Linked DNA regions of Mus musculus: all the other regions are linked to region 2. The links are chromatin loops, found by intact Hi-C in ENCODE. Cell type or tissue: left cerebral cortex. All regions are shown on one strand. Links, peaks and the distances in the headings refer to the core of each region. The heading gives the core; the rest is flanking DNA. Region 1 overlaps Uba6 (ubiquitin-like modifier activating enzyme 6). Region 2 overlaps Ythdc1 (YTH domain containing 1). Region 3 overlaps Uba6 (ubiquitin-like modifier activating enzyme 6). Region 4 overlaps Uba6 (ubiquitin-like modifier activating enzyme 6).

Region 1 (7,876 bases), core at 1,837-4,336, 680 kb before region 2:
TAAAGAGGGACTATTGTATTTAAGAAAAAAATTATAAAGATCATAATATTTAAAAAAAGTTTTTAGAGGAATCTACAGAAGGGATTTGGAGTTATTAATTCATTTACACTGAAGGCAGAACTCTGGGTTCTGTGGTTTTCTGAGATAATGAAATCTCTAAAGTTTTAACTGATTTTGAATTTATGGCCTCAAATGGAAAGAGACTTATTTTTAAAAAAATCATGTATAGCAATCTTATTCATTAATATTATGGCTTTTGAATGCTAACCACTCTCATGTATATAAGCCGAAAATCTGTATCACTACATATAAAGTGGTAAAAAGACATAGTACTACTGCAATATTTAATCACTAGGCAAAGAAGTAACAAACCAAGAAGTAAAATGTCAGGAGGAAAGACACCTAAGAGAGGAATGCTTACACAAAATTGTTCTATCTCTGCTTCTTAAAGAGATACTAAGAAAAAAATAATCCAAGTTTCAGCTTTACCGTGGGAGAAACTCTTCATGCCCAGGATTGCCTAGGGATTCCACAGTATCTGCTGCTTCAAGGTACAACTGAAGACAAGATTAAAAACATAACGATTAAGACTTAAGTCACTAAAAAAACCCTGCAGCTTTTCTCTTATAGTTATTTAATAATCGTGGAAGATAATAAAAATGGCAATTCAATGTAAAGTATTAGAAAAATCATGGTTATAACATATATTCTTAAAACTGAGAAACCTAAAAGGACTGTTAAAGGTATGTAATTTAATTCATATCACTTATCAATCCTAAGGATAATTTTATTATTTTTTTTTAATATTTAGAGGAAATTTTACCTCAAAATCTGTTCATAACTACAAAAAAACTTTGGAGTTCCCATTCAATTTTAGTTACATTTGAATAAACAGTATGATTAGCTTGAAAAAAAGTATGTAGAGTGTATTTCCTACTGGAGATATTTTATGTCATCTTTTACCTCATATATAATTATAAAAGACAAGATCCAGGAAGACAGCTTCAACATTTTTAGTTCTGAAAAGAATTTCTTTAACTCGGTAATAATTAAAGAAGTCTTATGCATTGTTTTAGTCAGGGTTTCTATTCCTGCACAAAACATCATGACCAAGAAGCAAATTGGGGAGGAAAGGGTTTATTCAGCTTACACTTCCCACATTACTGTTCATCACCAAAGAAAGTCAGGACTGGAACTCAAATGGGTCAGGAAGCAGGAGCTGATGCAGAGGCCATGGAGGGATGTTCTTTACTGGCTTGCCTCCCCTGGCTTGCTCAGCCTGCTCTCTTATAGAACCCAAGACTACCAGCCCAGAGATGGCACCACCCACAATGTGCCTTCCCACCCTAGATCACTAATTGAGAAAATGCCTTAGAGTTGGATCTCATGGAGGCATTTCCTCAACTGAAGCTCCTTTCTCTATGATAACTCCAGCCTGTGTCTAGTTGACACAAAACTAGCTCATACATGCATATTTTCAATTAAGTAAGTAACTTGTTTTAAATTTGAACAAAATGAGATGATAATATCATTGTAACATTACTATATTAATAACAGAATGTATACTTCATATGATATTAATAGTTAAAACTATGCCAACTTCCACCATCAATTTGTAATCTATTTTAAATAACAGCAGAAAAATGGCATTGTATAGGTGCTGTATTATATTCAAAATCAACTCAAACAGAAAGGACTTAAGCAGTATGCGCAGACTTCCTGCCACTTATTTTCCTTCTTGTAACAGAATCAAATATTTTAATTATTTTTTGTTTTGTTTTGTTTTTCAAGACAGGATTTCTCTGTGTAGCCCTGACTGTCCTGGAACTCACTCTGTAGACCAGGCTGGCCTTGAACTCAGAAATCCGCCTGCCTCTGCCTCCCAAGTGCTGGGATTAAAGGCATGTGCCACCATGCCCGGCTTAAATGTTTTAATTCTTATGATGCTTTTATCTTACACAGCTCTCAAATTTAGACCATTCCTATATTCTCTATCTTCAGGCAATATCAGGCATTAATTAAACCTGAAAATTTGTGATGGCAAACTTTCTACAGAACTAGTTCAAGAGCCCAGAGAACCCCAAAATGGTAACTAAGCCAAAGTACTAGAGAAAAATTGTAGAACAGAAGCAGTGATTTTTAAAGTACATGTAAGGAAATACATCTGAGAAAGCAATTGGGTCATATCCCAACAGACAAAATATATGCTTCTGTTAGCTTCAATTAAAGAATTAAATTTCTGAATTTTGATTACATAATTATTTGCCTTTTCTTTTATAGTTAATATATAATTATATATAATACATAATAGTGTATATAATACTAAATATAAAGATATATTTATACCACACTATAATTAACAACTCATTGATTTTATGGAACACTTAAAATGTAAAGAAATAGGAAATACTGAACTAACCCATTGACACAAGGGCGAGAACTTCCCCGTCACAGCTTTTAAGACTTCTTGGCTAGCAACACCTCCAACTGCAGCAGCGAGTGGTGGTAAAAAGCCTTGGGCAGTCCACGAAAGCCAGTGCACAATGTCAGCATTCACTTCAGGCTAAAACACAAACCACAGACAACAATGATACTAACAGTACTCACAGACAGTACCTGAGACTGCAGGAACTAAGTTATCAATAGCATTAGAATCTAACTTCCAATAAACAAACAAACCCAACCAAACTACCAAATTTCCTTCCTAAATAAAAATACCTTAATCTCATAATAAAATACCAATTTGCATGTTACCTTAAGCAGTGTTTTCTTTTTACTAGTCTCTGTTCAATTCTGCTTTTCTAACTGTGGTCTAGATTGCTATTTAGAGTATCTGGTGTCAGAGAGAAAAACAACTCAATACCCTCTTTTTTGTTGGTTTGTTTCTTGTTGCTATTCTTTTGTTTTTTTGTTGTTGGTGGTTTTTTGTTTGTTTGTTTGTTTGTTTGTTTTGTGGAGACAGCCTTGGCTGTCCTGGAAGGCACTCTGTAAACCAGGCTAGCCTCAAGATCAGAGATTTCTGTCTCCCTGGTACTAGGACTAAAGGTGGGCACCACCACCACCTGGCTTCCCTCTTTCTTATCCCCAACATCAAGTAAATTGCAAAATGATAAGCTTGAGGGAGGAAAATAAAGCAGTTCTAACCTGCAACTCCTCAGCAATGAAGAAACACCAAGCAGCCTTTCTGTGGCTTTGTGGATTTCTTCACTGTTATTTTCTGTAATAGCATCTCCCATTTTCTTGTCATATCGTGCTTTCTTTGTATCCTTTCTCTATCACCTCTTACTGTTTAATTTTCAATATTTCTACATCTTTACTCATTTACCCTAATTCCTAGAGTATTTCTTGTCTACTAGTATTAAAGGTGTAATTCCTATTTACAACTGACATTTATTTTTTTTTAATTTTCTGTATCTGGTTTGTTCTTAAATTGTTACTGTCACTACTATGGTCACTCCTTGAGCAGCAATGAGGATTAAGAGTTCAATAAGAGGATTCCCACAAAGGTTATCATACAAAAATATGATAGAAAAAAAAAAGATGTTATGTCCTAACAGGTGAACAAAGAATATTATATAAACATAAGAAATATGGTCCAGCAAGACAACCCAGTTTGTTTGAACTCAAAGAACAAACATAAAGTGGTACAAGAAGTAATGCAGATCAGAAATTAATGAAGTAGAAACCAAAATAATGAAACTAAAATTCTGTGAAAGGATAAAAGATTAACATAGTGTCAAAATAACCAAAAGGAAATCAAAAGATCAAAAAAGGTGTTTGATAGAAAACACTGAAATGCAGAAGAATGGGAAATACTTACTAAAAAAAAATAAACCAATAACTAAGAAAATCTAGGGAAAAAAAGAATAACTTTCTAGACATCTATGACCTATCAAAACTGGACCAAAAGAATACAAAACCCATCTAAATGGGACATACAATGAGCAAACAGAATGAAACAAAAGGGATAAGAATCCTAACAAAACAAAGTCAGGATCAGAGTTTTATTGATGAGTTCTACTAGATTTTTTAAAGAAACTATAACCCTGCCAAAATTATAATCCACTCTGAAGAGCACAGAACTCTGAGGCGTTAGTAAAAAAGCTTATGGCTGTGGATATAGCTCAGTGGTAGGTGCCTGCCTAGTATACATAAGGCCTGGGCAGGATCTAACTCAGCATTGCAACATTCTACAATGCTTAAGGAAAAAAATATATATATATATCATATATATGACATATATATGATATAAACTATGAGAAAAAACCCAATAAATTAAGTATAAGATTATTTATAAAGCATGTATTTTAATAAGACTTATATAAAAACTATAAACTATCGAGCCCCCAATAATTAAAAAATAAGCAAAGATTTGAAAAGCCACCAAAGAAATGTACAAATGTCAATAGGCACATAAAAACATAGGCTCAGATTAGCTGTAACTTTAGTGAAATGCAGCTCAAATCCATGTGATACACACAAATAATAATGTGGTTACAATGAGAAGGGAAACAGAGTTTTGAAGAGGTTGTTGTTACTGAACCTGATATAGATCTTGTAAAAATGCAACATAGTGAAGCTGCTTTGCAAGCACACAGGTTAGTCACAGTGACTACTCCTTTACTCTCAGCAGCCCTGCAGGCTGAGACAGGTGGATCTCTCTGAATTTGGGGCTGGCCTTCATATGCTGAGTTTTAGACCAGAGAGGGCTACTTAGTGAGAGCCTGTCTCAAAAAAGCGCCAATTTCTTGTAAGTTAAACACCATATTTTACATCTATTATGTGAATTTTCAATGTATTTCTAAGTATTCTCACAAGAAAAATGAAAATATTTATCAATATAAAAATCGATGTATTTGTAGTTTTATCCATAAAACAATACTAACACTAATATAAAAATAAAAGCAGCAAATAATAGTTATTAAATGACACATGGTATTATCAGTACTTTATGAAATAAAATTACTTAATGTTTACAACTTGTAAGCTAAGTTCATCTAATTTTATAGATACATAAACTAAAGTAGAACAAAAGAGCTTCTTTATTAATGCCACAGAATCAGTAGGTAGCATAGGGAAGATCTAAATGTAGGAAAATATTAATATGTATTTATGTTATAAACAAATACATAGCCAACCATAATTTTATTGATACTTACCTTCTCTTCCAAGGTTTCATTTATAGATACTGTTAGCTTCAATAGTTCATCTGAATCCTGCTGACATCTATAGTTTGAAACAAAAATACAACTTCAATTTTTGGAATTATCACCAAGGTTATATTCAAAATATAATACAATGTGTTTTAATCTAACTTCAAAGTTTAATCTAACTTTTAGGTTTTTTTAAGCTTCAAAGTTAGCTGTCTTATAGTCATAAGACATTACGTCAAAATCATGGTCATCTAAGACAACATATGAGACTGAGATTTAAACATACAAGGTAAGAAGCTTGCAATTTCTAACTTAGGCTAGAAAACATTATCACAGATTGCCAGTTCACCAATTAGAAGAGGTTCTGATTTTAAAACCTATAGATTTTAAAGTCTCTAAATATGAAAAATTCCCGTGTGGTATGATTCCATTCTTACAAATGGATCTTTCTACTTCCACCAATAATAAATCACCTTAAATGTCATATTTGTGCAATTTAGCATATTTACCAGTAATGTAATAATGTTACTAGTTATGTGAGTAATGTAATTAAAGGTTAGTTCTATTATCAACCTATAATTTTTGAGACATGGTTTTCATAAAGAGAGGGGGGGGGAAAGGAGGAGGAAGAAGAGGAGAAGAGAAGAAGAAGAAGGAGAAGGAGCAGCAGCAGCAGCAGCAGCAGCAGCAGCAGCAGCAGCAGCAGCAGCATTAGTTTTAGAACCAAAAGCATTACCTGATATTTGGCTTACGGTTATAGTTCTCCTGAAACTGGTCCAAGGCAAGCATAGCGAGATGAATCTCTAAAGGTGCCTATTTGGAAAAAAAATATTGTCCAACATTTGTTAAGTGCTATAGATTAGGGTAAATGTTTTCCAACTATTATTTAATTTCACCCTCATAATAGAGTGTAATATAATGATTACCATTAGGAAAGTTAAATGATTTGACATCAACACAATAAAGGTATTTTAAGAAGCATTTTCCAAATAATTAGTGTTTACTAGGTTATTCATAATAAATATCAGCTGAATGCCAATAATAAACATTTGTACCACTGGACATGGTGACACTTTTAGCCTCAGCACCCAGGAGGCGGCACTCGGAAGCAGGTAGATCTCAGATTTCAAGGTCAGCCTGGGCTATGTATACGCCCTGACTCAAAAATCTGAAACCAAATCCAAAACCAGAACCACTCCAGAAAACATTTATAAAAAAAAAACAACTGTTTTTTTAAATTAGTGTTTATAAATTTGGAAACTGTTCATTTCTTATCATAATATATTTACTGTTAAGATAAGGTATCATATCTAATAATATAAAGTGGAACATAACAGCTTCAGGGTGTATCTCCCTGTACTACATAAAACTCTGTGGCCAGTGAAATGGCCTACCACCAAGCCTGATGACCTCTGATGGAGTCCAGCCTCTGACCTCCAATCAGATGCTGTATTATCTCCTTGCTGCTCACCTGCTACCTCCCCTGCACATAAAATAAACCAATGTCCAATAGAACTGCATAGTTGAGAAAAATCTTACAGTAATGCCCCATCTATATATATATATTACTAAAATTACTTAATTATCAAAGCTAGCAAATCACCAAAGTACAACTTCATTCTCCTCTACCATTTTGTGGCATGAATTCTCATTTTAAATCCTTCGATTTGAACTTTAAATATTGAGGTTAAGAGTAGAACCTTTAGAAACAATGGTTAATCCATTTTAAGTTTTGAATCATTTACCAAATCCCATCCATCACTCCATTGCCCCTTTCAAGCCTTCAAAGTAAATATTTACCTCAGGTTTGCTAAAATCTGCAATAAGGCACCTTGGATGTTTTATCTGGCTCTCCAGGGGTTCCTAAGAGAAAAAAAAACCATTATTTCACAGTACATTGAGTGATTATTTTGCAAAACATTTAGGGCACTGGAAGCAACAGATCTTTCTCTAAGGCTGAAAATTGGTGAGGGGGAATTGCTGTAATGTTATAGTTAATCACATAATGTAGTTAAAATGCTCTGTAATATCTCATTACTACACTAAAAACCACTTGTACTACATAGTTACTTCAAAAAAAATTAGTGAAAACTATCTTTATAATCCCAAACTTTGTCCTAATGTAAAAGCTACCATGTATTCTGATATCATTAAGTAACTGAGACTAGTTATGCCTGCTAAGTCTTGGGTAGATATTTCAAGCTAAAATCTGCGTGAGTGTAAAGTAAGAATAGAAAGAGATCTTGAAAACCCCCTATAGCCTGTAGCATAAGCCCAACAACTAAAGACATGTTATACATCTCACACTGAGAAGCAGCCTGTCAATTTAAATAAGACTCATTAGTTCCAAGAAAATAGCATTCTCTACACTCTATTTATCAGCATGTTTTTTTTCATGCAATAGTCAATGTGAATCAAACTACTTTCAAACATAGTAGTTATAATGCAGATTAAAATTGCAGTAACAGGAATTAACAAATAATTGAGCCATAAAGTGTAACAGCTCTTGCTGCATAAATGAAAACACTGTTATCTTTTTTTTTGGGCAGTAAAAAGTATGATAAATTCTTTCATTATTTAGGAGGATATAGCTCCTTTGAGGTATAATCACAATCATACACAAGAAATATTCTAGCTATTAAACCATATAAACTTGTATTTGCCTAACCTTTGCAGTACAGAGGACTGCACCAACTAAGGATGTGTGTAAGCTATAGCGCTAC
Region 2 (7,876 bases), core at 1,843-4,342:
TCCAAGTTTTGTTTCTATGAAAGTGTATTCCAGGCTTTAATTTTATAGTTCTTAATATTTTCATCATTGACAAGAACTTATTCAGCTACATATGCATTTGCTATATACTTACATGTATTTTTCCCACTAGTTATTATAGGACATTTCCAAGGTAGAATGCCTCTTAGTTTTCCATCAAGTAGCCATAGAAACAAAACAATACAGTCTTTTTCTTGAAATATGAGATCTATGCATATGAGTTGACTGAGATAGCTTAGGTACTTGAGAAGGTAAGGCAGGAAGATTGTGGATTTAAGACCAATCTGGTCTGTATAAAACAAAAAAAGTATAGCTTATATGAAGAATCTTTAATTATTCTGAATATATGTAAAACTACTCATAGAATAGAGGGAATTTTTGTACAGGAATTATTATGTTTTGGGTATTGAACCAAGTAATGGGTTTTATTGAAATGATTAGGCCCTGAAATAGTTTTTAGTAAGTTCTTACATGAATCTGTTAATCTAGTTAGATTACTTCATACTATCTTGATTTTATAGCAAATGCATTTCAAATTGAAATGATGGCCTATCATTTTACAATAAATCAATACTTTCTATAGTTTTAAAAGAGATATCTAGAATTCAGAAAATGTCTTATGTGGTATCTATTTAAGATACCTTTTATACACAGATTATTTTTCTTAGGGGTGTGTGTGTGTGTGTGTGTGTGTGTGTGTGTGTGTGTCTTGGTATACATTGCCTGAAAAATGAGGTTACTGTGGAACTTTGACTTGGGTATGCTAGTTTTAAATACCAGGGACCACAATTAATTTCAATGCACTCGTTTTCTAGATTCCACTTTCTCCAGTTTCCTTTTTCTCACAATTTTTAGTAATTTATAAAATGACTCACTGGTTGACTAAAAGCTTTAGTTTTCTAGGAGAGTTTAATTATGCTTTTGATCTCTGAGTCATAACCTTCATGTACTTAAAAAATAGAATTTATTCATATAATATGCTCAGCATTTTTTTGCCATTTCATTTTCTAATGCCAGGTTTGCTCTGCTGTATAAATTTAGTTGGGCAAAATCTCCTGCACTGGTCCCTTCCCACCATATTATCTCTGTGTTTATAAGATGAATTATGCTCTAAGGTGTATTTTGTAACGAATTTGTAAAGTTTTTACTCTTGAAATGATAAAGGAAGAAAGCTTTGAAAACAGTGTACTAACAATTTTCTTTTTTTAAAACAAAACAACAACAACAACAAAAACACCAAAAGATTAGCTAGTCCTAGTGTGCTCATCTGGCTTTAAGTTTTTGGTATCATTACTCAAGAAATGTCAGAATGTCCTTGGTTCATACATTAAATAACATGGGCAATCTGCAACACTTGTTTTAGGGCACATCCTAGTATTAGTGTTTTAAAAAAAAACCAACAACAAAACAAGCTGTAGAAGTATCTTTTTCATTTACTCAAGAAGAATAGAAGACAAGTCTTGTATTCTTTAGCTTGAAGGCCGGCTTTTCAAATTGTGTCTTACAATTGAGGAAATGTATGACTTTAGCATAACTTTGTTTCTCTCACCTCCATGTTTTTATTTATTTATTTTGGTTAAGGTTTCCTATTTGTAAATTTCATTGAGTGTGCTTTAAGAATTAAGAGAGAGGAGAATTTAGTTAACTGAATTTATATAGAAGAGTACTGTATGTGTGACCATTGATAAGTCTTTTTAAGATTTTCATTGTTTTTACAAAAACATACATATTTTATACTTTTTAAATTACATCTTATCTCCCAGCTAAAGAGGTTCAAGGGGTGTATCATTTTATGGCTACAATGGCAAGGGGCTGAATCCAGTTTCAGTCCTCATATGTATTTATAAAGTTCCACACTAAGCGTGATTTTTCTGTGTGCTGAAGATCCCCCATTCTCAGAAGTAAAGACATGGACTGCCATTAAGACCTCAGTGGTACTTTTTTTTAAGATTTATTTATGTATATGAATATACTGTAGCTGTCTTCAGACACACCAGAAGAGGGCATCAGGTCCCATTACAGATGGCTGTGAGCCACCATGTGGTTGCTGGGAATTGAACTCAGGAAGGACCTTGGAAGTCAGTGCTCTTAACCGCTGAGCCATCTCTCCAGCCCGGTAAATTTTAAAGTAAACAAAAAGAGTGATCTAGAGCAGAAATGGTAAAAAAATAGAATTGAAGACATAGAAGTGGGGAAACCAGATTTGGTTATGTTCATATGTGTGTGTTTTCTAGTGTGAATCTTTTGTGTTCTGATGTTTAGATACATCACAATAAGACTTAAGTAATTTACACAAGTCACAGGACTTAGTGTAGCACTCCAGAGTACATTGAAAATACATACTAAGTTTTACTGAAGAAAATTATATTCGCTTTACAAATTTCCCTCCGTTGTGGAAAGCTTTTTTCATAAAAAAGTTAAGTAAGTTAAGTAAGTACCTGATATCTTCTCTGATTCATGCGTTTTTATTACTTGAAATGTGTGACAGTGTCAAACATAAATTTTTAAGTGAGACTGAGGAAGTTCGAGCAATGAGAAGGGGAAAAAACATGATTACTGTTTAAGCGCTGGGTAACAAGACTAGGACAAGTTCTCCTTTGAATTCCTATGCTAGCTTCTTTTGTATTGTGATAGTTTATACCTTGTCTGGATCTTTTGTTTGTTTCAGATGAGAAAAAGAAGGAAAGGAAGAGAGCTCGAGGCATATCACCCATTGTCTTTGATAGAAGTGGCAGTTCTGCATCAGAGTCATATGCAGGTAATCCCACTTGACTTTAGGATCATAGATTACTGACTGGAACTTGCTTTAGAAAGTGTGGAGGTTGTAGTTTAGTGTGAATTGTTGATGTTCATTAGTACTGAATTTTGGCATGTTCAGTGTAATAATTCTAGAGGAGACTAAGCTTTTTCTTATTTTAATCCTGTTCTGTTACTGCTTCAGTGAAATTTTCAATTTTCACATTTTTTTTTCTCTTGGAAGATGATGATTCAGTGACTAGTTTTCTGAGTGGGAAACTGTTCAAATATCAAAAAAAAAAAAAAAAATTCGAACAACCCAAAAAGCAAACACTCGTACACATGGAGAAGTATTTTTGTGTGTGTGGGTGCGCCAGGAAGAATTTGTCTGGAATGAGAATTTTATGTGACAAGACTGTAGAAATTTTGTCTTCATCTATTAAGCTCAATCTGAACAAATGTACTTTGGCTAAATACAGGTTCAGAAAAGAAGCATGAGAAATTATCATCTTCCGTTCGTGCTGTCCGAAAAGGTATCATTTAAATTTGAAATTGTTTTCATTGCATGCTCCATAAAGTCATTATTTTACCTTATTGGTTTTCCATTAGTACTTGGTTTTAGTGTGGTCATGTTCCGATATATCGTGTTCCGGGAGAAAGCATTAAGAACTTAAATAGAAATCTCCCACGCTTTGTATCTGCTTTCTATTGCCTATTTTTCACAATAATTATAGACAGCTTGCGGTATTTTGTTTTCTAGATATGTTGATATATTCACATTTGGACACATGTTTGACAGCATTAATAGTCTATGATCAATCTTTGAATGAACCCTTCAAAAGTTTATAAAACTTAAAGCCGTTGTCATACTTGAGCATGGGTCTGATACATCGGAACATCGCTGGGCGAGGCTGCCCTGCAGTGCTGCCCCTCCTCAGCTTTGCTTTGTTGTGTTGTGCCTGAGCTTTCTAGGCTGACTGGGTGACTTGAGATTTTGCAGTTGAGCTGGGTTTGGAGGGCTAATTTACTATAGTTGGCACACCTGTGTGTAGTAAAGTCCATGGTTAATGAAAATGGAATTATTTTTTTCTTTTCCAGATCAAACCAGTAAACTCAAATATGTCCTTCAGGATGCAAGATTTTTCCTCATAAAGAGTAATAACCATGAGAATGTGTCTCTTGCCAAAGCAAAGGTATCACCGTCAGCCCCATTGAAACATTCCTAATCCTAAAACTTAAGTGAGGCGTAATGATCAATGAAAACTACCTCCAGCTGCCTAAGATGCTTTGACTCTGCTTAGTTGCCAATTCAGATCTGGTCTGTGGCAAGTTAGGAAACCTGGTAGTGGTATGAATTTACATTTCTATCTTACTAGAAATCACAGGAGTGTTGAAGAGTATATAATTTATACCATAATATATGTTTTTTTCTGTTAATATTTCTTTTATATCCAGCTATTAATATATTTATATTTATATCCAGTCACCTGGGTTTAGGAAGAAGGGGGCTCTAGCTGTAAAGGTCCACTGTAGATTTTTACCGGTACTGTTAGTTAGTTGCTGGAGGATACAGAAATAAGAAACTTATGTTTTGTGTTTTACATCAGTTTTTAAAATACCGTAAAATTCTTAGCTTAAGTTGAGTAACATTTTCAACTGATGTTATCAAAATGTTCACATTTCTAACTGTATTTCAGTTGGTAGTATTTCTGATTTGGGTTGATGCTTACTCATAAAACTTTAGAAGGAGAAAGCAATGAGCAGCCAGTTACACTGTTCTTTAACAGTGGTTTTAAGCTGAAATAATAGTGCTGAAATGTGAATGAAGAGACTTGCTCCAAAGAAATGAGAGCTTCGTTGTCTTAATCTTTCTCTTTGGCTTTTTTTAACTTCTTCCTCTCTCTTTCTCTCTCTCTCTTTCCTTTTTACTCTTTCTTTTAAAATATAAATTGGTTAGAACTACTGTAGGAGTCTAAATAGCTTAAATAACTATGTGTCAGCTCTAGTTAAAAAAATCTTTTAGTTACATAAAAAATTTGAACTTATGAAAAACTAGAATTTTTAGCATTTTCACTTATGGTTTTATTGCTGCGAAACCATTTTACATTATGTGATTAAGCACACCTATTTAGGAAGACAGAAGTGGTGATGCACTCACTGTTCAGTAACACATACCTACCATAAAAATTGATTTTAATTTTAGAGTAATTGCAGTGATTGATAAAGAATTCAAGTTCATAAGATTTGCCTGACAATCCACTTTTTTAGATTTTATAAAGTTGTTAATCTTTTCATATTTTATCAGATAACTAATTCCCAGTTAACAAATGAGATTTTTCTGTTAAGTTTTTTTAAAATTTCAAATACCAACATAGTAACTTTTACTTTTTTTATCACTATAGTACTTGATTTTAATTTGTGATCTTTGCATTATTTCTGTAGGGTGTATGGTCCACATTGCCTGTAAATGAGAAGAAATTAAATCTTGCATTTAGATCTGCAAGGAGTGTTATATTAATATTTTCTGTCAGAGAAAGTGGAAAATTTCAAGGTAAGGATAAAAGTAATTTGTTACTTTGGGTATATGAAAATAACAATTGCAGTGACAGTGACAAATGTGATACTGTGGTCCCCTAGGTTTTGCCAGATTGTCTTCAGAATCACACCATGGCGGATCTCCTATACACTGGGTGCTTCCAGCAGGAATGAGTGCTAAAATGCTTGGAGGTGTTTTTAAAATAGACTGGATTTGCAGGTAAATTAAATCAATACAGAGAAAGGGCAACGGGTTGGGAATAATGTTAAAATTCTGTAGTAATTTGATTAATTTATTTAGTTTCTGCTGCCCTTTTGGGGGTGATGGGATTCTTTATTCTTAGACTTACTATATTGATGACATTGGTGTGTTAAACTTAAAAACAATGTTTATTTATTTAATTTTTTTTACCTGTTCACTGCCTTAATAAACTCATATTGAATGTTAAGGAAAAATAAAGTTTTCCTAGCAGTTGTTAAGATCTGATATATTTATTTCATTGCAAAACAATTACTCTTTTAGTTGTCTTAACAATTTTGGGGCTATTTATTGCCGCACAATTTTTAAGTTTTTTTTTTTTTTTTTAAAGATTTACTTATCTTATGTATGTGAGTATGTGGTCAGTGTTTTACATTTGTAATCCCATTACAAATGATCGTGAGCCACCTTGTGGTTGCTGGGAATTGAACTCAGGATCTCTGGGAGAGCCGTTGGTGTTCTTAACCACTGGGCCATCTCTTTGGCCCCAGTTTGTATTTTTACGGACATAAGCAGTACATGTTTAACCTGCTTTCTGGTATCTTAAAAAGGATTAAGACTTAATTATGTTTATTAGAGAAATTGGTGTAATTTTTATAACATGAGTTAACTATGTAACATGAGTTACATAAAAAACTTTATGGTGATACCAAATCATTGTACAGAAAAGGCTAATTCAGCAAGTTACATGTGACATTAAATAATGTTACATGTGACATTAAATATATGAATTTCATTGATGAGTTGACTTTGTTAGAATTCAAAGGAATTAGAAGTATATGTTACAAATAAGAAATGAAGTGTGGGGACACAGGTCAGTAATACCAACACAAAGGGCTGAAGCACAAATATCACTGAATTACAAGCCAGGCTAAACTTTATATTAAGTCAAGACTGAGGAGACAGATGAGACGGGTAAATACTGTTCTTTCTGTTGATGAAAGTGGAGGAGGATGGAAATGCTCCATGCGGTTGTATGAGTGAAGAGTGATGTGAAGAGTCAAAGGTTGATGAGTGGTGATGTGGCCCAGCCAGACTTCCCACAACTAAGTGAAGCACTGTATGTGAATTTTAATAGAGAAGCCCAAAACTCTGCAGACCTTTTAAAATTTTAGTTTTTGTTTGAAAGATTTTTTTTTGTTTGCTTGTTTTTGTTTTGTTATTTTAAGATAGGGTCTCTCTGTAGCACTGGCTGACCCTGGGACTCAGTGTATAGACCAGGCGGGGCTTGAGACTAGCAAAGATTCCTCTGCCTCTGTGTCCTAAAGAGTGGGATTAGAGACATGCGTTGCATTATACATCAGATTGTTCACTTTTTAAAATTATTTTATGTATGTGTGTCTGTGTACATGTGAGTGCAGGTGCCCACAGAGTATAGAAGAACATCAGTTTACCTGGAGCTGGAGTTGAGCCAGCTGGGCACTGGCTACTGTGGGTGCTGGGAACTGAACTCAAAATATCTCTTTAACACTGGGACATCTCTCCAGCCTATGTATGATTTTACACTTATTTTCTATAGCAAAAGTTGAAAGGCATCTAAATTGTTAGATAAATACAAAATTGGTTAAGTAAAGTATGTTTTGTTTCTTACAGTATTTTGCAAAAATAAATGTCCATGCTATAACATGTAGAAGCAGAATAAATTAAAAATTATAATTACAGTGCATTGAACTTTTTTTCTTCTTCCTTCCTGGTTTACATGTGTATAGTTATTTAGAAAATTATTAAGTGATAATGGAAACTTAATAAAATTTGTGACATGGTTCAACAGGTAAAAAGATACAGGCAATGAAACCTGAGGACCTAGTTTGAACCCCAGTGCCTTAACAGTGGAGGGAGAGAGAGCTGACCTCATACACACACATGCATGTACAGAATAAATACTGTGAAAGTGAGATGACAGGTTATTGTTTTAGTTGATATGGGTAAAAATGGTTTTTATTGTTTTTTAATTCCAGGTTTATAATTGTAAAGGCCAAAGAAAACATGGCTTATCATTGTGAACTATTTGATGATACCTTTTGGGAAAAAGAAACAAATACAGTGGCTTCAATGTTAGAATGTTACCTGTGTTGATCTTTATAGTCTCAGATTGATACATTTCTTCATTTTATAAGATCAGTTTTATTGGTTAATAATTTTTTAAGTAAATTTTTTTTACATTGACTCACTAATTAGCTATCTTACTTACTAACCTGCATGAACTGTTTTACCAAAGATAACCAAGTCCAGCCTACCTAAAGTAGATATAAAGGTAGAAAGGGTTTTACCTTTTAAAATTATTAGGTGTACCTAGATAATATTTTCAGGTTAATATATTAACACTCA
Region 3 (7,876 bases), core at 3,316-5,815, 660 kb before region 2:
ACCTTGACAAAGTAAACAGCTATATCTAAACTGTATTCTCTATAGATAAAACATTTTTAAATATAACAGTTAAAAAAAAATCCCATGACAATGTATCAAAAGATCTTTACCTGTTTCTCTCATTAACAACATCATCTTCACACAGGAAGAAATTGGTCCCTAGATCCCATGCTTGGCATTTTTTTGTATCATGAATTGTTAGGGCCTTAAAAAAACAAGAACAATACCTGTTAAGTCCAGAACAGAGGCAAGGTGCATACCACCTCTAATGCTATGTACAGTGTGCTGGAAATACTATGCATACATGAGTAATAAAGAGAACTTAGTGGCATAAGAATTGAAAAGGATATACAATTACATCTTTATTCAGAAGACAGGGTTGTAAACAGCTGAAGAACTCAGAGGAGAAACTACACAGTGAGAAGCTCTAAACTTATGACATTAGCATGTTATAAAAATCAACATAAAGAAAACATTCAGAAAAAACATATAAAAACATTTAAAAATTCCAAACTCCATATGATAAAGGTAATGGAAAAACTAGAAAAAAATGTAACTTTTATCGCATCACATACCATATAGAAAAAGATGAATTTATAATGAATATGCTGGAATAATATATATTTTATTGCTCTTGAATATGAATGCTGAATATGCAATATCTTCTCCATCCACTAGATAGACTGGCAAAGTCCAATGATTTGACAACAAGTTGCATTATGATGGTACTATGAGGTACTCAGCCTCCATGGAAAAAAATTCAGTATAACCTCTGGCAATAAGACATATATTTCCCCTTGAACTGAGCAATCCTATTTTTTTGAATCTGTCCAAAAGACATTCTTAGAAAGATTCAAAAGCACTTACAGCAAAGGTTATTAAGTATAATTCTATTAAAAACACTAGAAACAAAATGTACATCATCATGGGAAAATTTGTCCAACGTGATACATGTGCACAACTTTATCTTCAAATGACTATTAAAAAAATAAAACAAATAATTATCACTATGCAGTAATCGTAGGGACAGGATGTTAAACAATAAAAAGCAAGGCACTTTAAGAAGCACAGGAAGAGACACATACATAAAGTTGAATGGAATATTTATGCATACATATATTTGCTTATATTTAAATACAAATGAGTAAATAAAATTTAAAAGTGGATGGTCTTAGGAGGGAAAAAGAGTATAGAAACCAGACTAACCTGAAAATATTTTTTATTTAATGCTTAAAGTTGAATGAAATAAACATAAAAAGTAATAATATTGAATTTAAAAAGTGACACTAAATGATACTTAGAATCCAATCTGAAATAATCCAAACTGCTTTTATGTAGTTGGCACGATTGACTGGAGGAGTTATTGAATATGATTTTTTTTATAAAGCTATCAGTCAAAAGTAAGGGATTTTAGAAAAGGATAAAAGATATAATTTTCGATGGCCTAGTCGGCCATCACAGGAAAGAGAGGCCCATTGGACTTGCAAACTTTATATGCCCCAGTACAGGGGAACACCAGGGCCAAAAAGGGGGAGTGGGTGGGCAGGGGAGTGGGGGTGGGTGGATATGGGGGACTTTTGGTATAGCATTGGAAATGTAAATGAGTTAAATACCTAATAAAAAATGGAAAAAAAAATAAAATCCATATCTGAAAAAAAAAAAAAAAGAAACAGGAACATCACAAGTTTGAGGTGAGCTGGGGCTAGTAGATGTATAGCAAGACATTTTCTGAAAAAGAGCTCTGTCTTTCTCAAATGATTTTCTAAAATGCATATTAAAATAGTTAAAAAGAACATAGATATGTAGAAAATATCTATTGATTGAAATGTGTAATAGGAAAATTTCAAATGTGTCCAAGGAATTTTCAAGTGTTTTTTCCATATTTGTTATTTAATTTCAATTTAAAAATTGGAAAAATGAGATGTGATTCATATTGCTTTGTAAAAAAAAAAAAAAAGATATAATTTTCAGTAATTAGTAATATTTAAATTGTATTCTGAAACCACGTCATATAAGTAAAATATAATACAGGGCAAATGGACTGTCATTAAAAACATGAATTTTACAATAAAAGAATATGTACAAAAAAGGAAAGTAAAAAAGTAATCCATTCCTACAAGGGAATTAGAAACGTATTAAATCTGAATACAATTCAGTGCTTCCTGATGACTAACGTTTCATCTTTATCCCTCAACAAGACTTAAAATGACAAAGACTCCAGGTGTTATGCCACAAAACCTCAGAAACGTAAAGATTCCACTGGAAAGATGAACCAATTTTTATATTAAAAATAGACTATACAATGAACAAAAACACAACACAGTATATTTAAATGCACAAGTTTACCATGGTACATATGTAATCAAAGTTCAATAGTCACAGCTGAGGGATGGTCAGGATGACTTTTGGGGGGGTGGTAAAAATTCAGAATTTATCCTGCTTTTGTACATGCAGTCTATAAACTTTATAGTGAAATCAGGTAATCAATAAAGAGAAAAATATTTCTAAAATACTATTACAATTAATGAACAAAGGGGAAATGACAACTATAATTAAGGAAGTAATGAATTAAGATTCTGATGGTTAATGGCTAAAGTAATAATGAAGAAGAGAAAATAGGTTATTATTGTCTCCTGGTAGGACATAGTATACTTCCTGTGAAATAGTCTTGCTAAAGGAATCAAATCTCATTTTGACTCTGGCTAGGACTACCGGTTTATAGGAAAATATAAGACACAGTACATGCAACATTTTTTTCCCATTCTTTCTATTTTGTTGGAGATAGACCTTGCTATGTAGCCCTGGCTGGCCTGGAACTCGCTAGGTACACTAGGCTAGGTCTTCCACCTGTAAGTCTTTCTCCTTCCTGCCTTCGAAAAGCTGGAATCAGACACATGCCACTATAAATGTCATAAAATAGCTACTTTTTTCATTAAATAAATTTTGTTAGGGTGAAAAAAAATTAGGGAAGGAAAACCTACAGATTAAAAGAAAAAGATACAATATACAGATTCTCCTTGGCTCCTGATTAGAACAAAATAAACTTTAAAATAGATTTGTCAACAAAACAAAGCTGAACTCTCAACTGGGCATTTTGTGCTTATGCTAGCAAGGTTCCACAGCGGCACTAACACCCCATACTTCTGAAAGTTAGGCTTTTGGATAACCCTCTCCGCTTGATTATGGGCTAGTGTTGTCTTTCTCTCGTTTAGTGCTTGATGAAGCCAGCTGTCCAACTATCAGCAGCTCTATGGAAACAGGCTAGAAACTGAGAGTAACCTCTGGTCCATAGCCAGTAAGAAACAAGGTCTGAAGTCCCACAACCTGGCTGGCTACAACCAAATGTGAGCTTTGCAAACAAATTATTTGACAAACTACACTCAAAATGACTACAGATCCTATAAATACTGTTTGCAGTCTTGTGAAAGATAGTAACCAAAGAACAGGCTAAAATCTTTGCGCATGCAAACTAGGTATAACAAATGATGCTGTTAAATTTTGAAGTAAATGATTTTATAGTAATAAAAAAACTAATACATTTAAGGTGTTGAAATGGTACTAAGTTGTGGTTATATTAAAGATATATACTAAAAATATTTAAGAATGATAAAACAGCTTGAGTTCTTATGAAAAGAATTTAGCAGTTGCAGAGAGCAGGGACGGGGAAGCAAATATATAAAACGTACATGTATGCCGAGTTGGTAACCTAAGCTGTGTGATAGGAAATAAAAAATGTGTTAGGTGACTCTTTTTATGTTTAAATTTTCAATAAATTAAGAAAAAGAACAACAGCATTAATGATTCAGGTATGTAAAATAGAAAACAAGACAAAGTACACGATCACTGAAATTCAGCAAAAAACGAAACAGTTCACAATAAACAACTTTTCATTCTGAGGGTAGACACTCACCTTAATCCCTGCAAGAACAAGATTCTTTGCTGTAAAGGAAAAAGAAAAAAGAATAACTTAGCTTTGTAAATTCATACCAAACAGATTCATGGAGTTTCATCACACTTCTGAGTAACTGTAACTTTTTTTACTTGTTTAAGAAAGTTAGAAAATACGAACTGATACAATTTTGCATAATCAAAGCGTTAAAAGATATCTATTCATTTTTCAGTGTTTTAATGAACACACTATGAAACCATAATAAAGTAAGAATCATCATTTAGCCAGGTCTAGTGGCACATGCCTTTAATCCCAAGGAGACAAAGAGAGATGGATATTTTTCTGAATTCAAGGCCAGCATGGTATACATATTGAGTTTCAGACAGCTAGGGATATATGGTAAGACCCTGACTAAAAAAACAAAACACAGAACAAAGGTATGCTATGTAATAGTTATTAAGGTTACCAAATAAGTATTGGCTTTGTTTTTGGTGGAAGATCATACCTCTGCTACAAAATATTTTGTTAAAAAATTTGACCAATATTTGGAAGCTAATTTCCTTTAAAGAAAATAAGAGTAATATTTTTTATCTTACGCAAAAGTATCATAGAAATTATAGGAAAAAAAATACTGCTTACCAATTTCCACTCCAAGACCACCCATACCACTTAAGAAGACACAGGACTTGGCCATCTTCTGCATTGCTGTGTCACCAAGAACATATCTCTGGCGACTATATGTAAAGCACAATGAAAAACAAAATCATTATTTCATCAAATAAATTATGCCTTAAAGTTTCATTAACTAACAGCTACAACACTCGATTCTATCCAGAATTGTTTTAGCTAAGTTATACGGCATTTACAGCTAACCAACTGAATTGCTAGCTAATTAACTAACATACTTTAAATATGATGTCATTTGTCACCACAATCCACATTCTAACAGAGCAGAGTTGAGCAGGAGCTGTCCTCTTTATACAATTATGTTAGGTAGACTCTCAGTGTTCCACTCCCTCCTGTTACTCTCATTTCATCATTCCAGGGGGTCACCAAAGGCCTGGGATTCTGCTATCTTTGATTTAAAATTCTGATAACAAACAGGATTTTGGAGGGGAAATTTCATTTTTTTTTTTAAGAGAATCGGTCATGCAATTCTTGAGTACTATTTTGCATTGAAGACCTGGTAAAGCACACTTAGTTGGATCTTGTTACGTTATACATCTGAAGATCAAGCAGGATCAGGTCAAGGTTTTAAAAAAAATATGCACTGGAAATTAAAGAAGGTCAGCTCAATGACAAGTCAGTAGCAATTATGTAGATAATACAATTCCAGTAAATTCTTACGAGAGTCAGAAGTAAGAGTTTGGTGTAAGCAAGAAATAGTTTTAGTAACCTTTGGTTATATTTACTTCTGAAATTAAAGCACTGACATATTTAATGTATATTAAAATAATTTACATATTTTAGTATTTAAAAGCCTAGAAGTGTTGCCTAGTTAGATGGAAAGTGTTGCCTAGTTAGATGAAAATTTGAATCTTTATCATTTCCTTCCTTGTTCTTTAAAAAAAAAAAAAAAAAAGATTAAACCAGAACTTTTAGCGAGTAGGTAAGTTTATTTACTTGGAGTGCTAAGGAATGACCTCAGAGAAGGAGAACAATCTATCAACTGGGCTGTATCCCCAGCCTAAAACCAAAAAGTTCATCTTCAATCAGTACATAAGACTTTAGAAGTAAAAACTATACATTTTCTCCCATTACGTCTGTTAAGAGTGTGTCTGGCCTGTTTTCATCTTTATGTGAATTAGCTCATTTTGAATATGTATCTTGTTTCTTTGAATAAAATTACATTGGAGATTCTCCTCTGAGGTTATGGTTTTTCACTTTAAAGTTTTTACTTTAATTAAATATCATTTTCTCCTTCCAATCTCTTCTCCCTGACTCCCTATACTTTGTGTGTAAGATGCCAGAGCTTATGAATTTGTGAGAGAACAGAGACATGCACACACATGTATATGAATATATACTCCTAAATACATAAAATCTGTTCAGTCTATATAATGTGTATACACTCATGTATATATATGCTCAGGACTGACTGCTTGTTATTAGGAAGCCAACTGGAGGACACTTTCTTGGCTACACTATTTTCCCCCACTCTCAGCAGTCCTTAGTTGCCTTTAGTTATTTGTCTAAGGTTGGGACCTCTTGAGATTTCCCTCTTCCACATTAACAGGATTTATTTATACGTACATGTGGGGGCTGTAAGGGTGACCACAGGGGCCAGAAGAGGGTATCAGACACCCCAGAACTGGAGTTACAAGAGGTTCATGAGCTGCCTGCTATGGGTGCTAGGAAGGAACTGAGTTTCAGCTTTCTGCAAGATCAGTACGAGTTCTTAACCACTGAACAATCTTACTCATCCACGTTTATGAGATTTACTCATTTGGATTAATGTAAATACTCAGTGATTTTCATTTTTTCTGACCTTTTATACCAATGACACTACTAAGTGTGTATGCCATAAAGCAGTGAAAAGGACCAGGAAAAAGAAATCACCTAGTTGTTTACTTTGAGAAAGTCCTAGCTACTAAAAATTTCTACCTTTGCTAAAAGAACACTATGTTCTCATATTTTAACACAGCAGTCCTAAGTGCACTTTCTTGAAGCTATATAGAACTCATCTAATCTCTCTGAAGATTATATTACAATAAGCATCTTCTCTCTTAACACATCCAATTCTGTAACTCCTAATACAAAATGATTTCATTCCCTCTGAATAGTCTAAACATTTTCTGGATGTATGTCAATAATCTTCATTACATGTCAATACTATTTACTAATACCAATATTCCAGGAGGTTGGCAAAATGCCTAAATGGTTAAGAGCATTTGCTACTCTAACAGACAACCTGGATTTGGTTCCATCTGTAACTCCAAATCCAGAAGGATCTATGCCTTCTTCTGACCTCTGTAGGCTTCAGCCATGCATGTGGTGCACATACACATGCAGATAAAAACACTGCATATATATAACATGAAAATATCTAACTTTTAAAAAAATATTTTAGGTTTTTAATGTATTCACTGTGCAGAGAAAAAATAGGAAGAACTTCATAGGGGTACTATAAAAGGTCACATAGTAAAAAAAAAAAATAAAATATTCAGCAAAATGACTATGATATGCCACTCACTATGAGACAAATAATCAAACAATTCTATAAGTAATACACAAAAGTACCAGAAACTATGCAATGCAGAAGATGACTTGTATATAGTTAGGAACAAACACTTTCAAAATGAGGTTAATTTAAGCTGAATTCTAAAGAGTTCAAAGAAAGATGGCTCAGTGGTTAAAAGACTGACTGCTCTTCCAGAGGTCCTGAGTTCAATTCCCAGCAACCACATGGTGGCTCACAACCATCTGTAATGGGATCTGATGCCCTCTTCTGGTGTGTCTCAAGACAGCCACAGTATACTCATATAAAAAAAAAGTTCAAAGAGTCATCAAATAGGAACAACACAGAATGCGGCTCAGTTGGTAGAATATGCCTGCCTGGCAAGCACAATGCCCTGAGTTCAATCCCCAGCACTGCATAAACTGGGCCTGGTATAATTCCAGCTCCTGGGAGGAAGGGGTCGGAAGGATCCAGAAGTCATGTTCATCCTAAGCTATAAATTTATGGCCAGTCCTGGTTACCTGAGACTCTACTTTGGACCATTGTGAAACTATAGGAATTAGATCCATTCTCCTGTTTTAAATAACTGGAGAATTTAAAGTTAACTGTTTAAATCACAGTAATGATACAGTGTGAATTTATAACATGCATACAACTAAATATAAGACAATAAGAGCACAAATTTTCCAATAGAATAAGCATACTAATGTATAGTTTTATGAAACTCTGATAATTATAGTATATTACTAGTGGTTATATAATTATATAGTTTATGTAGTTAAATAAAAGTTTAAAACTAATGATAATTA
Region 4 (7,876 bases), core at 2,908-5,407, 670 kb before region 2:
CTGCTCTTCCGAAGGTCCCGAGTTCAAATCCCAGCAACCACATGGTGGCTCACAACCATCCGTAACGAAATCTGATGCCCTCTTCTGGAATATCTGAGGACAGCTACAGTGTACTTACATATAATAAAGAAATAAATCTTTAAAAAAAAAGAATAAAGTGGGTTTTAATGTAAAAGACTTGATTTGTTGCTGTCAGGCAGTTTCTTACTATATAGGTAGCTCTAAGCATCTCATCTGATCACCACATTCTAACACTAAATGGTAGCCAACGTGAACAAATATAATTCCGAATTATCAAGTTAGCCAACTTTCCCTAAACAAATACAAATTCTTTAACATTATGATCTGAACCTCTATTTAAGACAAATGTACTCAAACATCAAATTAGAAAGCGTTTGCATACCAAAAAACACCATCAGCAGGAGGAGTGACCAGCCATAGAGTAGAAGTAAGTAATCTGCCAGCTGTATTTCAAAACTGCTAATATTGAGACTAATTTCAACGACACAGAACAAATACATAAAGCTGCTACACAATCAATAGGTCAATGAACTTACAGAGTTCTAAAGAAAAAACCTGGCAATACATATCTTTAAACGTGCTCAATATCTTTAGTCATCAGGAAAATGCAAATTAAAACATATTTATCAAAATCAAACAACCCAAACAAAAATGACAAATGCTGGTGAGGATGTGGAGAAAACGGACCCTTACTGGGGGTGATTATGGTAACTGGGGCAATCACACCTGACTGTACTTTTTAAGTGCCCAAAAGATACAAGTGAGTCATCACTGTCCTTCAACTATGCAAACATGCCACAAAGTTATGCTGCAAATTGTATAGCACTTTATATTTTAAACACAACTACAGGTAAAATACAAATTATATAGATTAATAATGATATAAATTACTTCAAATGGGCCATACATTCCCATTCACTATCAACTTTCCACTTTAAAAATGGGTATTCTCTCAAAGCTCTGACTTTAGCATCCTCTATCCCCTTGAGTAATAATCTGTAAGTCCTCTAGAAGCAAGGCAAAGAGGGGAAAAAACAAAGACTCCAAACTTGCCTGCTTAAATATTCAATTCAGTGAACACAACATAGATTTAACAATCATCTCCATTCACTATTTCACTGCCATCTCATTCACACTTGAATTATCATCATATATTCTCCAAAACCTACACAACTTCTTACATCCCTAAAGTAGGTTGCTCAAGCAGGAATCTTTGTTCACCTACAATTTTTCATAACTGTATTCTTACTCGTGTAAAGATTTGAAATTTCAACTTGTATTTTCTCATAGTGTATTTCTACACTTCACTTTCTTCCTTGTAGTATTACCACGGTTCAGTATGTCCTCCCTTGAATATACTGATTTGAAGCTCAGAGATGTGAATCAAGTCAATATGAGGCGATGTGTTCAAAACACCGAATGAAGTATATGTTTATAAATAGGCTAAATAACTAAAAGTAAATTAATAAAACATGTAAACTTACCAGTTATCTGTTGTACAGATCCATTTAAGCCTGTCATTCCATGAATTTCTCGAAATGTTAGGAACTGTCCTGTCTCAAGCTTGTGAGGATGACTTTCAAGGCAAGTGACAATACCTGGATTAGCCTAAAAATAAGAGTAGGTTATTGACCACCAAGTTTTTATATTCTGTTATTTTTTTACAAGTTTTTACAAATAATCATCTATGAATATTAAAAATTAGTATTCTTATACTCCTAAATTGTATTAAAATAATCATACTTGCGTTATGTTTGAAATGAAAATTTCTTTTGGTTCTTCTCCTGTTGTATCTGAAACTTCAAATTCATCACCAAAATCACAAAACAACCTGGACCAAATTCCATGTACATCTGCACTAATGAACTGAAAAGACAAAAATAAATGTATGTGAATAGAAAAAAAACCACTTCAGTTATCTTACATCAATTCATGACTTCATTTAGAATTAAGTATATTCCCTGAAATGTAACATTATTCATGTACAGAATGAATCATTTATAAATTAGTTTGGGGGTTAAGAAATGTGGTATTTGGTGAGTGGGTTTCTGACACAATGAAATTAAAAATACCTTCAATGTATCACCATTACATACTCTTGTCATTTCAATAACAAAAATTCTGGCTTGGTCATAAATTTTAAGTTCAACACATAAGATACAATTATCCTAGTTTAATTGCCTAGGAATGAGTAGTTATTATTTTACAGAAACAGAAATGAGTGTACACTCACCAAAAGCACTAGTTAGTGGAAATTAGAAGAGGACGTTAAGCTGGGAGTAGTCTACAGAAAGAAGGCCACAGACGTCAAAGTGCAAACCAAGCCAAGAAACGTACACATGAGGTTCTTTAATACAGTAACAAATGCTCTATTAAAAATTATTTTTATAATGGCAGTCTCTATCCCAAGATTCTGTAAAAAATTATGTTTTTGTGCTTAAAGCTCTTTCTATAGGCATCACAAGTCTATTCAGCTTTAAAGAAAAACAGTCACATAATTTGCATCACAACGGATCCACTTAAAATGTATCATTAAGGTTGTACATTCTCTGGAGGAAAATTCAAACGTTCTCCCTATATATTCCTGATATAAAGAATCTAGCCAATAATATACGAATATACGCAAATAAAAGTATCAGTAGGACAGTATAAACATGTACAAAAGAGAACAAGAAAGAATCAGTATTAGATCATGAGAAAAGACTAAATGCAGGCAGTAGACAAAGTATGAAAGACAAAAACAAAGCTCCTTGTTCCAGTTTGAACTGCCTGGGATATTGTTCTAGGTGGTGGAGAACACATTCCATCGTCAGAAGGTAAAATGAAACACGGAACTTTATAACTTTAGAGTGACTGTTTTGTGTAGAAGAATCAGAATGATTATTCTGTGTAGACTGAGACTTACATAGCTGAGTCTTCTTAATTTGGGGGTGTGTTTTGTGTGTGGGTGTGTAGTTATAAATTGTTTCTTTGTTGTACTTTTTTGGTTAGAGTCTCACTACCTAACTTGGAACTTGATGTGTAGCCTGGGCTGGCCTTGAAATGCGCAGGTGTCTACCAGCCTTGCTCCTGACTCCTTAGTGCACCTCTATGCCTGCTTATCTACAAGTCTTTAAAGATAAAAGTTTATTTTAAAAAATCATCTTAGTGTGACTATACACACAAAGCCCTTTATGTAACTTAGTGAAAAGCTATAAACTGGAATATGAAAAATGTTCTTCCTTTAGTTAGCTGAATATTAATATTATAATTATTAAATTATATATATTACCTTAATTGGAGGGCAATGAGAATGGCAAAAATTGTTGATCTTCTTTTGTAATGTCAGTTTTATTTCAGTCAATACTACACACTGTTGAGAATAAAATAAAGATCAGAAAGTACACAATAACTTTTATAATATACCTTCTCAATAGGAAACATATACATTCAAATTCTACCAAAGAATCATAGTTATCTTCACAAAAGTTACTATCCTATATTGAATTCTGGCCTAGAATTAATTATATATAGAAGTACAAAGTGGCAAAACCAAAATAAAAATATAGAAAGAGCATATGCTTACATAAAATAAATTCCTTTACTCTAAAGAACTCACAATTAGAAGCAAACCTTACACCCTATGTTGTTTTGTAGTCTTCCAATAGAGGGCTGGAGACTTATCTGTCGCTGTCCTATAATCACTAATCTAGCTAACAAAACATTACTTTCAGACAAGCTTCAAGAGTATCAATTACAATTTTCAAGGATATTGGTCATAACTCTCTAATTTCTGTATTCAATAGATTTACAAAATAAACCTTTATTTACAATAATATTAGTAAAATCACAATATTATTTAAGATTGCAGATAATTTTCAGTACTTATTTTTTATTAACACTGTGATAAAAGTAGGTGTGAAAACAAGATTTTGATATAGATTATACTGATAGAGGTCAAATAATTTCTTAAAGCCATTTGCCTATCAAACATCAAAACCAATAGGTTCTCAGTTCTATGCTTTCCTCAGTGTTTGTACTCTTATGAGGTATGCCAAGAATGTCCTGATCACTCTTCCTTTTTAAAACCTGAGGCAGGAGGTAATATCTCCTTCATGATAAAAGACTTACTGCCAAACAGCAGGTTCTCTAGCTCAATGTTTCCCTTTAAAGCTACCCACTACCCAATACTCAAGGAGGCATCTACTAAGACCTCTGTACTGCACTGGTTGGGAGAAGAGCAGAATTGGTGGTAGTAAAAAAGGAACCTAAGATAATGCCCATGCCCTAAAGCTTCATCATGTCAATTGTATATATTAGTAAGCTGTGTTATACATCAATATATGCACATACTATATACTGGTAAAGCTAGACATTCTTTTACACTTTTCCCCACACCGGCATGTTTTTATGAGTAAAGACAAACGGACAGACACACACATACTCATAAACCAAGTTTTCTTTATGAACATACTGAAGGAAGGGCATTTACGTTTGCTTACATATGTTTAAGGTGAACAGTGCTGCAGGGAGCATGGGCATGTGCCTCTATGGCAAGCTGATTTCATTCAGATTGGTTATATACCTAGAAGTATGATAACTATGTTTTTTTGTTTTTTTTTTTAATTAAAAAAATTCCCTTTTGTGGTAGATTCTTGCCAGAATGATTTTTTTTTAAAATAATAGCTTTCTAGTTTGAGTGGGTAAGATTTTTGAAGTTTATTTTGTTATTCTTCATTTTATTACATAGTGGTCAGACAGGACACAATATTTTTTTCTTTGAGACAGGGTCTCATGCAGTACAGAGTAGCCATGAACTTTGTGTTGCTAAAGATGACACTGAATTTCTGGTCCTCCTGCCTCCATGTTTAGAGTGGCAAGGCTTTAGGCATGTCCCACATTTATTTAATGCTGGCAATTAAACTCAAAAGCTTTGTGCATAAGCAATCTATTGACTACGCTACATTCCTAGTCTTCACTTCTGTAATTTTTGTGAATGTCTCAAGATTTATTTTTAATGTCCTAATACATGGTATATTTTAAGGAGCGTTTCATGTGCTGAGGACGTATATTCTATACATGCTGCTCAGTATATTAGCTATAGTACTTCAATGTTGCATTTTTGTATGGGAGAGAATTGAGAAAGGGTATCATTATAGTTGGCCTTGAACTCAGGATAACTCAGCATGTTTTTAAGCTATGACAATCCTTCTTTCTTTTTTTCTTTCTTGGCCTCTCAAATACTGGGAGTGTGTTACCACAACCAGCTTGCTGTTTGTTGTGTCTGAAGATCTGTACAATGATGATACTGGAAGTCCTAACACTGTCCTGGATCCTACTTCTCCTTTAGAGCTAATGCTTGTTGTCAGATATTGAATTGATTCCTGATTAAATGACTTGCTGTTTTACAGTTTTGTTTTTGTTTTTACATCTATTCTGTGTAAGAATACCCACTCCTGCTCACTTTTGGTTTACAGTTGCATGGAATCTCTTTTTGTATACACACACACACTTGACATGCAGAGAAGGACTTTGGGGGTTTCTTTCCTATTCTTTTTTTTTTATTTACTTATTCTATGTAAGTACACTGTAGCTGTCTTCAGACACCCCAGAAGAGGATGTCAGATCTCATTACAGATGGTCGTGAGCCATCATGTGGTTCCTGATTACAGATGGTCGTGAGCCATCATGTGGTTCCTGAGATTTGAACTCAGGAACTTCAGAAGAGCAGTCAGTGCTCTTGACCACTGAGCCATCTCTCCAGCTCTTCTTTCCTATTCTAAGAGGATTGCCATATTGCCCTGAATCATGGCCTCTTCTTGAGCAAGAAATATCCTAGCACATTTCTGCTAGGATGGCTGGGATAGCTAGGCTAGCTCTCAGAATCCACCTGTCATAGTCCCACCCCAGTGCTGGCAAAGCCATGACCTGTTTTTTATCTGAGTGCTCCCTCATGCTTTCAGAGAAAACAAACTTAGGTAAACTATCTTCTCAGGCTTGGAATACCTTTTTTCCATTTTTTTTTAACACTTTCAGTCTCTGTGTGCTCACTACTAATGGAGTTCTGATAGACACTACACTGTTGAATCTTGTTTTAGATTCAGTCCATTTGCATCATCTAACTGGGGAATATAGTCCACTTACACTTAAAATTAATATAGATAATATAAGAATGTCCATTTTTTTCTATTTGTTTTGAATATCATTTGTTTGAGTTTGCCTTTCTTCATGGAATGAAAAAAAAATGTCATTCCATCCCCTCTTGTTAAAGTTTCTGTTGAACAGTTTGCTGGCTGTTAAATGAGGGCATCTTAGAATGTGAACTGCTCCTCTATGTGGCTTGGCTCTGCATTTTCCCTTTCTGTGTCTTCTTTCCAAGTGGGGTACTTTCATGTATACACAACAGTAGGTATGGCTCTTTTTCTTCTGGATGTGGACTCCCTTGAGCATCTTTTGACAGGCTGGTCTGGTAGTAATCAATTCCTTCATTTTTTCTGCTGTATCATGAAAATGTCTTTTTCATCTTGGAAGGATAGGTTATATATATCCAAGTATATATAAAGCTTGCTGAATTACTATCTTCTGAAATGGAATGATATTGAGCAAACTACGGTAAGTCTAATGGAAAGATTACATATACTTGTAAATGAGAAAGGCATGAGATCAGGAACTCAACAGTGGGACTTGTACATGTCACACAATTACTGTAAAACTGAGTTTTATTGCCACCTGCCTTCTGTTTCTGGCAATCTTACTACAATATAACAGGGACAGAATTCTGCATGGTCATAATCCCCTTAACTATGGATCCCAAGATTACAGAGGCTTGCAGGTAGAACTTCTTTGAATCGTTTTTTTTTTTTTTTTTTTTTCTTTTCTTTTCTTAGGCATCCCAAAAGGGAAATGTTTGTTTACTGGGTTGTCAATGATCTTCAAAGCCCTTTTCATTTCTTACTTTTTTATTTCAAAAGGCCTGCTTCTAAGCTTAGACAGTCTCTCTCCCTTGATCTTAGTCCACCGTTAGAAACTGTCAACTATATTTGTCTCATTTGTTTAGCTCTTTCTTCCTACTATTTTTCCAAGGTTTTTTTTTAATTTCTTATGTATTGTTTTCTTTAATTTCTTCAAATATTCCTAGAGGTTCTTTATAACCACTGCTTTCCTTTATCAGATACTTCATTACTAAGTTTTCTTTGACATTGGACACTAGAAAGTACTTTTTTACTTTTGGAATTGACGTTTTTCTTGGGTTCCTATTTGTGTTAAAATTTGTGTTTCTGATAGATCAATTTTATGGCCTATCCCTTAGTGTTTTCTGTCAGTATTTATGAAACACAACAAGGTATTATATTAAGAGTATAAATTATATAAGGCCTAGTACTAGCTCTAGCACTTTTTAATCTAAAGACTTGTGTTCATCAGGTACTGGAAATTTTTTCAGTCAAAACTTCTGACATCGTTTTCTTATGTGCAGTACATGCATGTGTAAACTTTAAGTATGTTTGTATAAGCCAGAGGCACCATCTGGAGTTTTCCTCTATCACTTTCTACTATACTCTTTGAGACAGTCTCAGACTCATTAATTAGCTAGGGTGGATGTCTAGGAAGCGATGGGGCTCAGCATGGGTGTTGCAGATCTGAACTCAGTTCTTTTGCTTGGATAGCAAATAATTTACCCACAGAGGCACAGAGGCATCTCTCCTGGGTGACACTCAGTTTTACTATTTCTAGAAACAGCAATGTCATAAAGTAAACTTTTTCATATAAGCTAAATTTTCTTTTAATTTTTTACTCAAACTTTTCCTGATTTCTGTGTTCTACGCTGTAATTTACTCATATTTATTTTTCAACTCTCTAACGCTTATTAAGCCACAGT

What was found. Peaks named below come from ENCODE experiments on the same cell type or tissue, not always from the same donor. Only the 100,000 strongest peaks of a DNase experiment are listed, where the experiment ranks them.
Region 1: a loop joins it to region 2, with 4 times the contacts of the local background. A loop is called at or near these places in 7 of 42 quality-filtered maps.
Region 3: it touches region 2 in a loop (4-fold over the local background); 6 of 42 quality-filtered maps call a loop at or near these places.
Region 4: it touches region 2 in a loop (4-fold over the local background); 9 of 42 quality-filtered maps call a loop at or near these places.

The regions. Positions count from the first base shown.
Region 1 is chr5:86,141,916-86,149,791 of GRCm38, forward strand. Uba6 (ubiquitin-like modifier activating enzyme 6) reads right to left here. Exons shown (of 33, transcript NM_172712.2): 11 at 6,954-7,016; 12 at 5,890-5,966; 13 at 5,160-5,226; 14 at 2,420-2,563; 15 at 490-557. Among named protein-coding and RNA genes, the nearest start is that of Uba6, 27 kb to the right of the region's middle. In left cerebral cortex, for the core only: no CTCF peak of the experiment used is centred there; no DNase peak of the experiment used is centred there.
Region 2 is chr5:86,817,400-86,825,275 of GRCm38, forward strand. Ythdc1 (YTH domain containing 1) reads left to right here. Exons shown (of 17, transcript NM_001347375.1): 5 at 2,687-2,776; 6 at 3,234-3,287; 7 at 3,853-3,947; 8 at 5,197-5,305; 9 at 5,392-5,509. Among named protein-coding and RNA genes, the nearest start is that of Ythdc1, 17 kb to the left of the region's middle. In left cerebral cortex, for the core only: no CTCF peak of the experiment used is centred there; a DNase peak (open chromatin) is centred at 3,128.
Region 3 is chr5:86,160,169-86,168,044 of GRCm38, forward strand. Uba6 (ubiquitin-like modifier activating enzyme 6) reads right to left here. Exons shown (of 33, transcript NM_172712.2): 3 at 4,529-4,623; 4 at 3,911-3,939; 5 at 111-205. Among named protein-coding and RNA genes, the nearest start is that of Uba6, 8.6 kb to the right of the region's middle. In left cerebral cortex, for the core only: no CTCF peak of the experiment used is centred there; no DNase peak of the experiment used is centred there.
Region 4 is chr5:86,151,062-86,158,937 of GRCm38, forward strand. It overlaps Uba6 (ubiquitin-like modifier activating enzyme 6), which reads right to left. Exons shown (of 33, transcript NM_172712.2): 7 at 3,293-3,373; 8 at 1,765-1,887; 9 at 1,506-1,629. Among named protein-coding and RNA genes, the nearest start is that of Uba6, 18 kb to the right of the region's middle. In left cerebral cortex, for the core only: no CTCF peak of the experiment used is centred there; no DNase peak of the experiment used is centred there.